Linked DNA regions of Homo sapiens: region 2 is linked to region 1. Evidence: chromatin loops called from intact Hi-C (ENCODE). Cell type or tissue: PC-9. All regions are shown on one strand. Links, peaks and the distances in the headings refer to the core of each region. The heading gives the core; the rest is flanking DNA.

Evidence for each region. Hi-C counts contacts between places; a loop is a spot of excess contacts. Peaks named below come from ENCODE experiments on the same cell type or tissue, not always from the same donor. Only the 100,000 strongest peaks of a DNase experiment are listed, where the experiment ranks them.
Region 2: a loop joins it to region 1, with 10 times the contacts of the local background. A loop is called at or near these places in 2 of 110 quality-filtered maps.

The regions. Positions count from the first base shown.
Region 1 is chr15:71,293,070-71,298,520 of GRCh38, reverse strand. The region is part of intron 6 of THSD4 (thrombospondin type 1 domain containing 4); the gene reads right to left. LOC124903520 (a long non-coding RNA gene) reads left to right here. Exons shown (of 2, transcript XR_007064700.1): 1 at 1-3,362; 2 at 3,602-5,451. Among named protein-coding and RNA genes, the nearest start is that of THSD4-AS1, 110 kb to the right of the region's middle. RefSeq lists a silencer at 2,917-3,211 and an enhancer at 2,461-3,660. In PC-9, for the core only: no CTCF peak of the experiment used is centred there; DNase peaks (open chromatin) are centred at 2,400, 2,970, 3,320 and 3,730; H3K4me3 peaks cover 1,951 bases; H3K27ac peaks cover 5,000 bases.
Region 2 is chr15:71,788,238-71,793,688 of GRCh38, reverse strand. No RefSeq gene overlaps it. Among named protein-coding and RNA genes, the nearest start is that of NR2E3, 20 kb to the left of the region's middle. In PC-9, for the core only: no CTCF peak of the experiment used is centred there; DNase peaks (open chromatin) are centred at 978, 2,358 and 3,388; H3K27ac peaks cover 3,754 bases.

The DNA.
Region 1 (5,451 bases), core at 297-5,296:
TCTGGTGGAAAAAGAATAGAGACACCAGATATGTATAGCTAATTTTACAGTATACATAGCTGATACCCCGGTCTAGTAGCAAAATAACAGTGGGATGGCTGGTTAATAACAGAAGGAGGCCTTTAAAAAGAAGAACAAAGTTGGAAGACTTACATTTCCTGATATAAAATGTGCTACAAAGCTACAGTAATGAAGACAGTGTGGTGTTATTGTAAGGTCAGACATATAGATTAATGAAATAGAATTGAGAGTCCAGAGAAATCCTTGTATCTATGATCAGTTGATTTTGGATAAAGGTACCAAGACCATTCAAAGGGACATAGTCCCTTCAACAAATCATGCTGGGACAACTGAATAGCCCCTCCAAAAAATGAAGTTAGAACCCTACCTTACACCATATACAAAAATTAACTCAAAATGAATCAAAGACCTAAATTTAAGTGCTAAAATTATAAAACTCTTAGAAGAAAACACAAGGGTAAATCTTTACATCCTTAGATTTGGGCAATGAATTCTTAGATACGACACCAAAAATATGAGCAACGAAAGGAAAAAAACAGATAAACCATCAAAATAAAAATTTTTGTGCATCAAAGGACTATCAAGAAAGTGAAAAGACAAATGGCAGAATGGGAAAATGTTTGCAAATTATATATCTGATAAGGTTCCAGTATCCAGAACACACAAAAAAACTCTCAAAACTGAACAACAAAAAGACATACAACCCAATTTAAAAATAGGCAAAAGAGCAGGGTGCAGTCGTGTGCAGCTGTAGTCCCAGCTACTTGAGAGGCTGAGGTGGAAGGATTGCTTAAGTCCAGAAGGTGGAATCCAGCCTGGGCAACATAGTGAGACCACCCTACTGTCTTTAAAAAGGAGGAGGAAAAGGCCGAGCGTGGTAGCTCACGTCTGTAATCCCAGCACTTTGGGAGGCCAAGGCAGGCGGATCACAAGGTCAGGAGTTCAAGACCAGCCTGACCAACATGGTGAAACCCTGTCTCTACTAAGAATACAAAAATTAGCCAGGCATGGGGGCACGTGCCTGTAATCCCAGCTACTCAGGAGGCTGGGGCAGGAGAATCACTTGAACCTGGGAGGCAGAGGTTGCAGTGAGCTGAGATTGCGCCACTGCACTCCAGTCTGGGTTACAGAGCGAGATTCCGTCTCAGAAACAAACAAACAAACAAACAAACAAACAAAAAAAAGAAGAGGAGAGCAAAGGACTTGAATAAATATTTTTCTGCAAATAAGATATATGAATGGCCAATAAGCACACAAAAACATGAAAAGAAGCTCAACATCATTAGCCATTCAAGAAATGCAAATCAGAACCACAATGAATACCACTTCACACCCACTACTAGGATGGATATAATTAAAAAAAAATAAATAACAAGGATGTGAAGGAAATGGGTTAATATTATGCTATGTGAATTTCACCTCATTAAAAACAATAGAAGACATATAAATGGGCAATAAGCTCATGAAAAGATGTATAATAATGGAAGCAGGGATGGGGCAGAAACAGCCAAAAGAAAGAAAAGAGCACTGAGGTCCATTACAGTAGCATTTCACAGGTTATCTCATTTAATCCTTTCAAGAGACTTCATGATGTCGATGTTATTAATCTCATTTTGCAGATGAGAAAACAGAGGCTCGGAGCAATTAAAAATCTAGTTATAGCTAATAAATGGCAGGGTCGGGATGAGGCTTCTCAACAAGTTACCAAAATGACTGCAACCAAGATTATAACTTAAAGGAATACGACGTTTTCAGATGCACTGAAAACTGGACCCTTGATTTTATGGCACTTTTACAATGTGATAACACATAAAAACCTGTGATAAAATTTTATGTCCATGAAGCCAGGGACACAAAGCCTTGGCCAGTGTGGAGGATAATGCAGGACAGGTGCTGCGCAGAGTTATGCACGCTGCTTGGCCAACTCCCTCAGCCCTGCTCTGCGTACTGATTCTCTGATCCAAAGACAAACACCCAGAGAGACTTGGCAGGAAGGTGCGTCTTGCCCGAGAGGCACAGACTAATAGAGACAACAGGCCTTAGGGAGGCTTCAGAGGTCATCCGGTCTTAGTGGGCCGAAACACATATCCACGAACCAGATGTATCTGAATTACCTGGGGAGCTCATAAAATGCAGATTCCTGGGCCCCATGCCAGACCTCAGGTGGGTAGGGCACAGAAATGACAATTTTTAAAAAGCTCTCCAGAGGGTAACCCTTATCTATTGTTGATGGGAATGTAAAATGGTACAGACACTTTGGGAAACAGTTTGGCTATTTCCTGAAAAGTTACACATAAGAGTTACCATTTGACCCAGTAATTCCACTTCTAGGTATATACGCAAGAGAAATGAAAACATACGCCCTCACAAAAATGTGTCCATGAATGTTCTAAGCAGCATCATTCATGACTCATCAACTGGATCAAATATCCATCAACTGATAAGTAGATAAATAACATGTGACATATCATACAATTGCCATATTATTGAGCAATAGAAAGGAATAGGCTATCAATACATGCTACAGTATTAATGAACCTCAAGTATGTTATATTAAGTAACAGAAGCCAGATGCAAGAGACCACACAGTGCATGATTCTATTTATGTGAAACATCCAGAAAAGGTAAATCTACAGGGGCAGAAAGTACATAGCTTACTTGTTGCCTAGGGCAGGGAGTGGGAGTGGATGGGGATATTACTGACATGATAAAAATGTTCTAATACTGATTTATGCTGATAGTTGCACAACTTGGTAAACTTACTAAAACTCATTGATTGTAAAATGTGACTCAATAGAGCTGGCTTTTTTTTTTTAAAGAAAATGTCCCCAGGTGATTCTGACGTTCCAGCAGATTTGAGAACCACTGAATTCCAATATACTTACTGTGCAATGAGGAACCTGAAACCCAGAGAGGGAAATGATTCACCCAGAGTCACAAAGTGAGTTCATACAGAGCCAGATTGCCTCTGATCTGTGTCTCCACAAAAGGAAATGGAACGCTAGGAGATGACCTGATGAAATTAACCAAAGGGGACTGCCAATCTCAATGAGTCAGTCCCCATTAAACCCTTTTCCCCCTTAACTCGCAGGAAGCTGGTTTGTTTTGCCTGACTGAACCAGGAAAGGGGCTCAGGAAGCAGCTGTAGGCCAGTGAAAGGACTACAGGCTTGGAGTCAGAAGGCCTGGGTTCAAACTTGGCCTTGAGAGTTCATCGTGATCCTGGGCCAGTCACTTCACTTCCTAGGGACTCATCTGGTTCATCCATCTGTAAACAAAGCCGATCATATCACCCTCCCAGGATCACTGCAGGACCAGTAAGGAAGATATTGAGTAATCCAGGTAGGAGATGATTTCCTTCCTGCCTAATCTGAAACCACAGATGTCCAGCCCAATCTGTTTATCTTAAGGCTACAACCAGAGCATCCCTTCCAGCCTGCAGGGCACTCACATTCCCTGACGCAAGCGCCACTCACCCACCCCAATCTTGGACCCAGTCCCAGCTTGATCCCAGTTCCCAGGTGCCATAAAACTCTGGAAAGGTGGAAACAAGACTGTATTTTTTTTTTTTTTTTTTACAGCTGTGAGAACTGCAGACTGAGAACAATAAGTATTTTTAAAATAACAACCTTCCGAGTGACCACCGACGCATCAAATACTGGATTGGGCGTGGTGTTATTATAAGACCAAGAGAATGTAAAACATCCTGTAACATATCTTAGTAGAAGATCTTTGCCAAGGGAAAGAAATCTGTCTTCTATCTAAGAGGAATGTTTGGTAATCGTTTGGGCCTTGGATAAACTCAGGCCATACGTCTTGGGCCAGGCATTTACATTATGGACTAATCATAGAGCCCTGCAGTGAATATAGACATTGTGGAGTAAGAGTAGGTTACCGAGATGGTCATGGCAGCTTTGACACTCACAGAGACATGCAGCCTGTGTCCGGATGGGGAACATTCAGGCCAAGACCCTTTCTTAAAAGGAAAAATGTGAACGCTGGTATCCCCTGAACGGACCCCATCTAAGTGGATCCTGAACTCCCAGCCTGTGCCATCAGATAAGAATGTCAACATGGCAGAGGGCGAAGGTAAGAAGGGACCCGTCCAACTCAGCCTGCTTGGGTCACATTTTGTTTGCTTTATCAGGTCCAAGAGAAATCTGACTTCTTTGAGGGACCTGTGGGTGTCATTCACAGGGACTCCTGGTAACTGAGCTAGACAGTGAAAAACAGGCATTCTCTGTAAAAGGGCACTTGGGACTGACAAGAAGACAGAAGAAACAGAAGCTCGCCACTCATGACAGCAGCACAGGCGTAGGCTTGGAGAAAGAAAGATGAACTTGAGAGCCTTTGGTTCAGAGAGGTGTTACAGACTTGCTGAAAATGTAACTCCAAGCAGCAGCAGAAGATAAATGAGAACAGAAGGAGCTAGAAGGGAAATGGACTAAAGCAGGAAAAATACAAAGAAAAGCAAAGGCTAGGAGATCAAACATCTAAAACAATACTAGCAAACACATAGCACATGTACTGCAAGTGCCCTGCCCCAGGATTCACGGTGGTCTCACACCCTTCAGGGACCCCCCAGGCAGCCACTGGGAGGGACTGTTTCATGTGCACCTCCCAGGCCTGAAGCAAAAGCCTAGACTTTCCACTTCCAGTTAAACATGGAAGAGTGACCATCTTACACCTCCTCTCCCTTCCAAAACCCTACTAAATTTCCTACTGTTAGGGAATTTTAAAACGTTTTAACCTATGAGGACAAAGCAAAAAGAGAGGAGATATCCACAAATAAAGATTTCAGCAAACTTGGAGAAAAGTAGAGGAAAGCGTTGTAATTGAGTGTAAGTTGCAAACATTCATATCCACTGTGGAGGAAACTTGAGAACAAAGCCATCTGGACTGACAGACACCCCAGTAGCCCAGCCCTCGGAGGCACAGGAACCATGAAAGATGAGGCTCTGGTTCATGATGGAAAACTGAGCTACTAAGCCCATGTTATGCAGCCAGGCTACTACGTAACCCCCATGCTCCTCCCCAAGCAGGGGAGAGGTTTACTCTTCAGAGAAACTGAGAAGGGGCTGCAGACCCAGGAAACAGGCACCATGGAGAACAGAGCTCAGGGCAAGGGGCACCCAGAACACCAACCACACGTCCACCTCCACAGGCAGGAGATTCAAGGGTTCTTCTCTGGAGAAAACCAACCACCTGAGAGGAAAACCATCTACATAATGACAGTTGTGTGCAGGGTTCCAACAAAAAAAGATAGCTCAAAATCTGTTCTCCTAAAGAAAAGCTCATCAACCAACTACCCCACCTATGCATGCTGAGCTGCACGGCACAGGGCATCTGCAGCACATGCACGTAGAACTTTCGACCTGTCCAATATGGATATACTCTAAAAGCTGACAGCCATCTGGGGAAAGCCCCTGAC
Region 2 (5,451 bases), core at 232-5,231, 500 kb before region 1:
CAACAGGTGCTGGAGAGGATGTGGAGAAATAGGAACACTTTTACACTGTTGGTGGGACTATAAACTGGTTCAACCATTGTGGAAGTCAGTGTGGCGATTCCTCAGGGATCTAGAACTAGAAATACCATTTGACCCAGCCATCCCATTACTGGGTATATACCCAAAGGACTATAAATCATGCTGCTATAAAGATACATGCACACGTGTGTTTATTGTGGCACTATTCACAATAGCAAAGACTTGGAACCAACCCAAATGTCCAACAATGATAGACTGGATTAAGAAAATGTGGCACATATACACCATGGAATACTATGCAGCCATAAAAAATGATGAGTTCATGTCCTTTGTAGGGACATGGATGAAATTGGAAATCATCATTCTCAGTAAACTGTCGCAAGAACAAAAAACCAAACACCGCATATTCTCACTCATAGGTGGGAACTGAACAATGGGAACACATGGACACAGGAGGGGGAACATCACAGTCTGGGGACTGTTGTGGGGTCGGGGGAGAGGAGAGGGATAGCATTGGGAGATATACCTAATGCTAGATGACGAGTTAGTGGGTGCAGTGCACCAGCATGTCACATGTATACATATGTAACTAACCTGCACATTGTGCACATGTACCCTAAAACTTAAAGTATAATAATTAAAAAGAAAAAAAGAAAAAACAGAAAATAATTATTTCACTGCCCTTCAATGTTGAATTAAATAATGTTTAATTATAATATTATGGACATAAAACTAAGTAGAAGGGGTATGACTGATATAACTATCCCATCAAAATGAAATTGCTAATTAAATCAAAGCACAACTTCAAAACACAGGGTTAAAATCAACAACTTTGCAAAGATAGAGAATGCTGTGCTGAAACCCAACTGCTCCTCATGGCATAGATGTAGGAACTCATGGGATGGTGGGCGTTCTCACGGGCTAGGAGGGTAATAACAATGAACTCACCATTCTTCTGTGCCACTCTACTGCATTCTTCCCACATTAGCTCAGCTTGTTGCAATTAAAGCAATACTACTTAACTCTGCTGCTGGAATGAAATGTGGTATTGAGATATAAGTAATCAACCAGACAGTGGAATATATGTTCACCATTATTTTAAAAGGTTATTGTTAAAAACACAAAATTTAAAAACTTCTTATTGAAAACTTGAGACTCCTGAAGAATACTGTTTTGTTAAATTCTCTCTCCAGGTTGAATTCCCAGGCATGGAATTATTAAGTGAAAGGGTATGCTCAGCTTCACGGCTCTAGCCTCTAATGCTAATGGTTTTACCCAGGAAAATAGGTGATTTGCACACAAAGCAGGTGCACGAATCCACAGCTTACATCAGACTGCTGGCCTTAGTCGAATCCTGTTGCTCCTCTGCCCAAATCCCTTACTGGCCGGTAATCTCACTCAGACTGAACCCCAGGTCTTTCCCCTGGGCCCCACGTCATCTGACTATACCTCTTCCCCTGCTCCGCCTTGTCCTCCCGCATCTTGAACCCTCTGCACAGGCCCCACTGCTCAGGGCTTTCGCACATTTCCCTGCCCTAACAGGGACACCCTTATCCAGATAGCCATGTGGCTGGCTTGTTCCACACCCCCTAACCATCTATTTCAAATTGCAGGTCCAACCCTGTCTCTACCACTCCTTATCCATGTTTTCTACTTTGCTTTGTTTTTGTTTTTGAGACAGCATCTCACTATCTCATCCAGGCTGGAGTGGCTGGTGTGCAGTAGCAAGGTCATAGCTCACTGCACCCTCCATCTCCTGGTCTCAAGCGATCCTCCCACCTCAGCTTCCCGAGTAGCTGGGACCACAGGCATGTGCCACCATGCCTGGCTATTTTTTTTTTCTCATAGAGACAAGGTCTTCTTATGTTGTCCTGGCTAGTCTCAAACTCTTGGGCTCAAGCAATCCTCCCACCTCGGCCTCCCAGAGTGCTGGAATTACAGGTATGAGCCCACATATCATGCCTGACACACCACGTAGAGTGTCCTCATTTATGTCTTTATTTTCTCTCTCCTTCTTTAGGATGGAAGCTCCCTGGGGACAGTCTTATGCCACCTGGTTTACTGCTATATATTCAGTGCCTAGCATAGTATCAGGCACAGGGTAGATGCTCAATTAATATTTGTTGAACGATTGAATGAGTGAGTGAATGATTACCATGACTGAGGAGGATAGAGGCAGTTGGGATGCAGCGAATCCCAAGGGAGAGTAGCTGAGTTCTGAGGCAAACAGAACTGAGTCAGGAGCAGGCTGAGGTAGACTCATATCCCTTCCCTTGAATGCGGGCAGGCCTATGGTTGGCTTTGACCAATATAACAAGGCAGGAGTGTTGTCTGAATGATTCATACAACTTTTATGAGGTCAGCCTCTCATAGCACCTGCCACAACCATCTTCCTCACACCCTTATATCAACAGGAAGACCCTGAATCAGTCTTGACTTGACTTAAAATTGCCACAAGGAAAACAGCAATGCCGGCTGGATGTGGTGGCTCATGCCTGTAATCCCAGCACTTTGGGAGGCCAAGGCAGGCAGATCACCTGAGGTCAGGAGTTCAAGACCAGCTTGGTCAACATGGTGAAACCCTGTCTGTACTAAAAATACAAAATTTAGCCGGGCGTGGTGGCAGGTGCCTGTAATCCCAGCTACTTGGGAGGCTAAGGCAAGAGAATTGCTTGAATCTGGGAGGTGGAGGTTGCAGTGAGTCAAGATCATGCCACTGCACTCCAGCCTGGGCAACAGAGCAAGACTGTCTCAAAAAAAAAGAAAAGAAAAGAAAAGAAAAGAAAACAACAATGCCTCTGGCTCTTATCAATGGGGCCAAACTTGAGAATCAGCTTGCAGGACCCAAATCTGGATGGAGGGGCCGAGGATGGAAAGAGCTGGAGTCACCAAGAGTGACGGCTACATTGCCGTGGTGCTTCTCAGCTGCCTCTTGCCGCTACAAAGGCCTATTTGTGGCTTTCCAGTGTACCTCCAGGACAGGGAGTGGACAGGGACGACTGCCCATCCCCAGGCTCGGCAGACCCCTCTGAGGTCACTGAGGTGGGCCGGGTAGTGGAGTGAGTGAGAAGTGTGAGCCTTTCCCTAGGTTAGCGTGCCAGGGGTTCCACATGCAGGAAGGGTGCTTAAGCCCAGGCCTAAGAGATCTGGCAGCTCTCTCTTCCTTCCTCTTGCCTGTTCTTCATCCAGAGAAACCCTCGTGAAGAGACCACATGGAGAGGAAGAAGCAGGGAACAGGGCGGCAGAGAGAACTGAGGCCCCCTTGGCAAACCATTCCAATCATCTCAGCCTGATCATCATCAGACCTGCGAGTGAACCAGCCAGCCTGGATGGCCCAGCCCCGGCGGACTTCATGTGGAGGAAGAATGAGCTATTACCAGTGTCCCGACCACATTCCTGACCCAGTGAATCATGAGAAATAATAAAATGGTTGTTTGTTATAGAGCAAGAGATAACACAAACGGGGGCATTACCTGAGTGTGTCGGGAGGGTGCAGGGGGCATGGTTCTGGGCTCAGGTGAGCTGCAGGTAGGGACGGTGGCAGAAGTTAGACTGGTGGCACTGTCCGGGCACAGGTGGAGGGAGAAGCCGCCACTTCTGCTGTCAGGGTGAGAGCATTGAGGCTGACATCGGCATCAAGTTCCAGCACACTGGATTCTTTGGGTCCCACTGGTTCTGTCCCCCACCTCCTTGGCCAGCCTTTAAACAAGACTGTTCCTGGGCCTAGAAGAGATTTTTGGAATCCACGTACAAAAGTGGGATGTAGAAGTAGAGGTGGCTCCTGAAGCATTTTCCCTGCAGGCAACAGTGTTTGTGTTTGTGTGTGTGTGTATGAGTGTGCATGTGTGTGTATGAGTGCATGTGTGTATGAGTGCGTGTGTGTGCATGTGTATGAGTGCATGTGTGCATGTGTGTGCGTGTGCATGCTTGTATGTGTATGAGTGTGTGCATGTGTATGAATGCGTGTACGTGTGCATGTGTACGTGTGTGTGCATGTGTTTGTGCATGTGTGTGTGTCATAGGAGAAGCCTTCCTTGTGTCCCCAGGCTCTTATTCATGAAGCCACAGTGATCATCAGCAGTATCTGCTGTGATGAACGCCCCATGCTCAGGGTGTCAGTTCTGGCTGAAGTTTACTTTTAAAGAGAGTTTAGTCTTCTACGTGATGGCTTCGTGTGATTGTTTCAGAAAGGCCGCAGCATGCAGAGGAACCAGCATAAGCTTTGAAATGAGGCGGACTTGGGCTCAAAGTCCCCAGTCACTTGAGACCTGCATGATCACGAGCAAGTTCCCTCACCTGGCTGAGGCTTTGTTTTCCCCGCTGTAAAGCAGAGAGACCTGCAGCACCCAGCTGTTGAGGTGGCTGTGAGTATACAAGGTGAGGTCGATCATGTGGAGGCGCGGTAAGTGTAAGTTCCCTAGCTATCTGGTTAGAAATAAAATCTGTAGCATCACCCGTTCCAGCTCTCAGCAAATGGAGAGCCAAATATGGTGTCCATTCATAGGCTGTTCGCTCCAGAAGCCTGATGCAATAGGTCTCCTTATCTGCAAGTGTTTTAGGTTGCACAGCATTTTGTAAGTTCCATGAGATTTATGTATTTCCATTGCCCCAAACATTGCTTGGCACAGAGTGTGTGCTCAATAAATATTTGCTGAATAAAGGGAGGATGTACGACCTAAACCCATTTTAAGGAGTAGTTCCTCAGTGGGTCAAAGATGAACAGACACTGCGGTGTTTGAACTTTTGTTGTCCCTTCCTAGAAGCTTTTGCTTGGTAAGGGTGCAATAATCAGACATCCCAGGTTGTCTCACCCACATCCTTCCTGTCTTTCTTCTCTGCTAATGGAACCCCAATTGGTCACAGCCAAGCATAACAATCCCTTCTCTGTCTTCCCAGCTTCCTCTGCAGCCACAAATGGCCATGGAGCCCACTTTGGCCAATAAGATGTAAATAGAAGTTTGTGGGACGTAGGATGGGGCTCTGGGAATGTATTTGGTTTATTGGCAAATGGAGATACACAGCTGCAATGGCCCTTCCTGCTTTCTTCCCTGAAGATGGACATGATAGGTGGAGCAGGAGAAGCTGGCTTGCAACCATGAAGAAGAGGCCAAGAGAGCTGCAGAGAAGCTGGCCCTGAAGCTGTTGAGTTGCAGACCTAATCCAACAACTGCCTCCCTCTGAACTTCTTTTTTTATATTTTGAGATGAGGTCTTGCTCTGTCGCCCAGGCTGGAGTGCAGTGGTGCAATATTGGCTCACTGCAGTCTCTGCCTCCTGGGTTCATGCAATTCTCCTACCTCAGCCTCCCGACTAGCTGGGATTACAGGGGCATGCCACCATGCCTGGCTAAGTTTTGCATTTTTAGTAGAAGGACTTCCCGGCCAGGTGCGGTGGCTCACGCCTGTAATCTCAGCACTTTGGGAGGCCGAGGCGG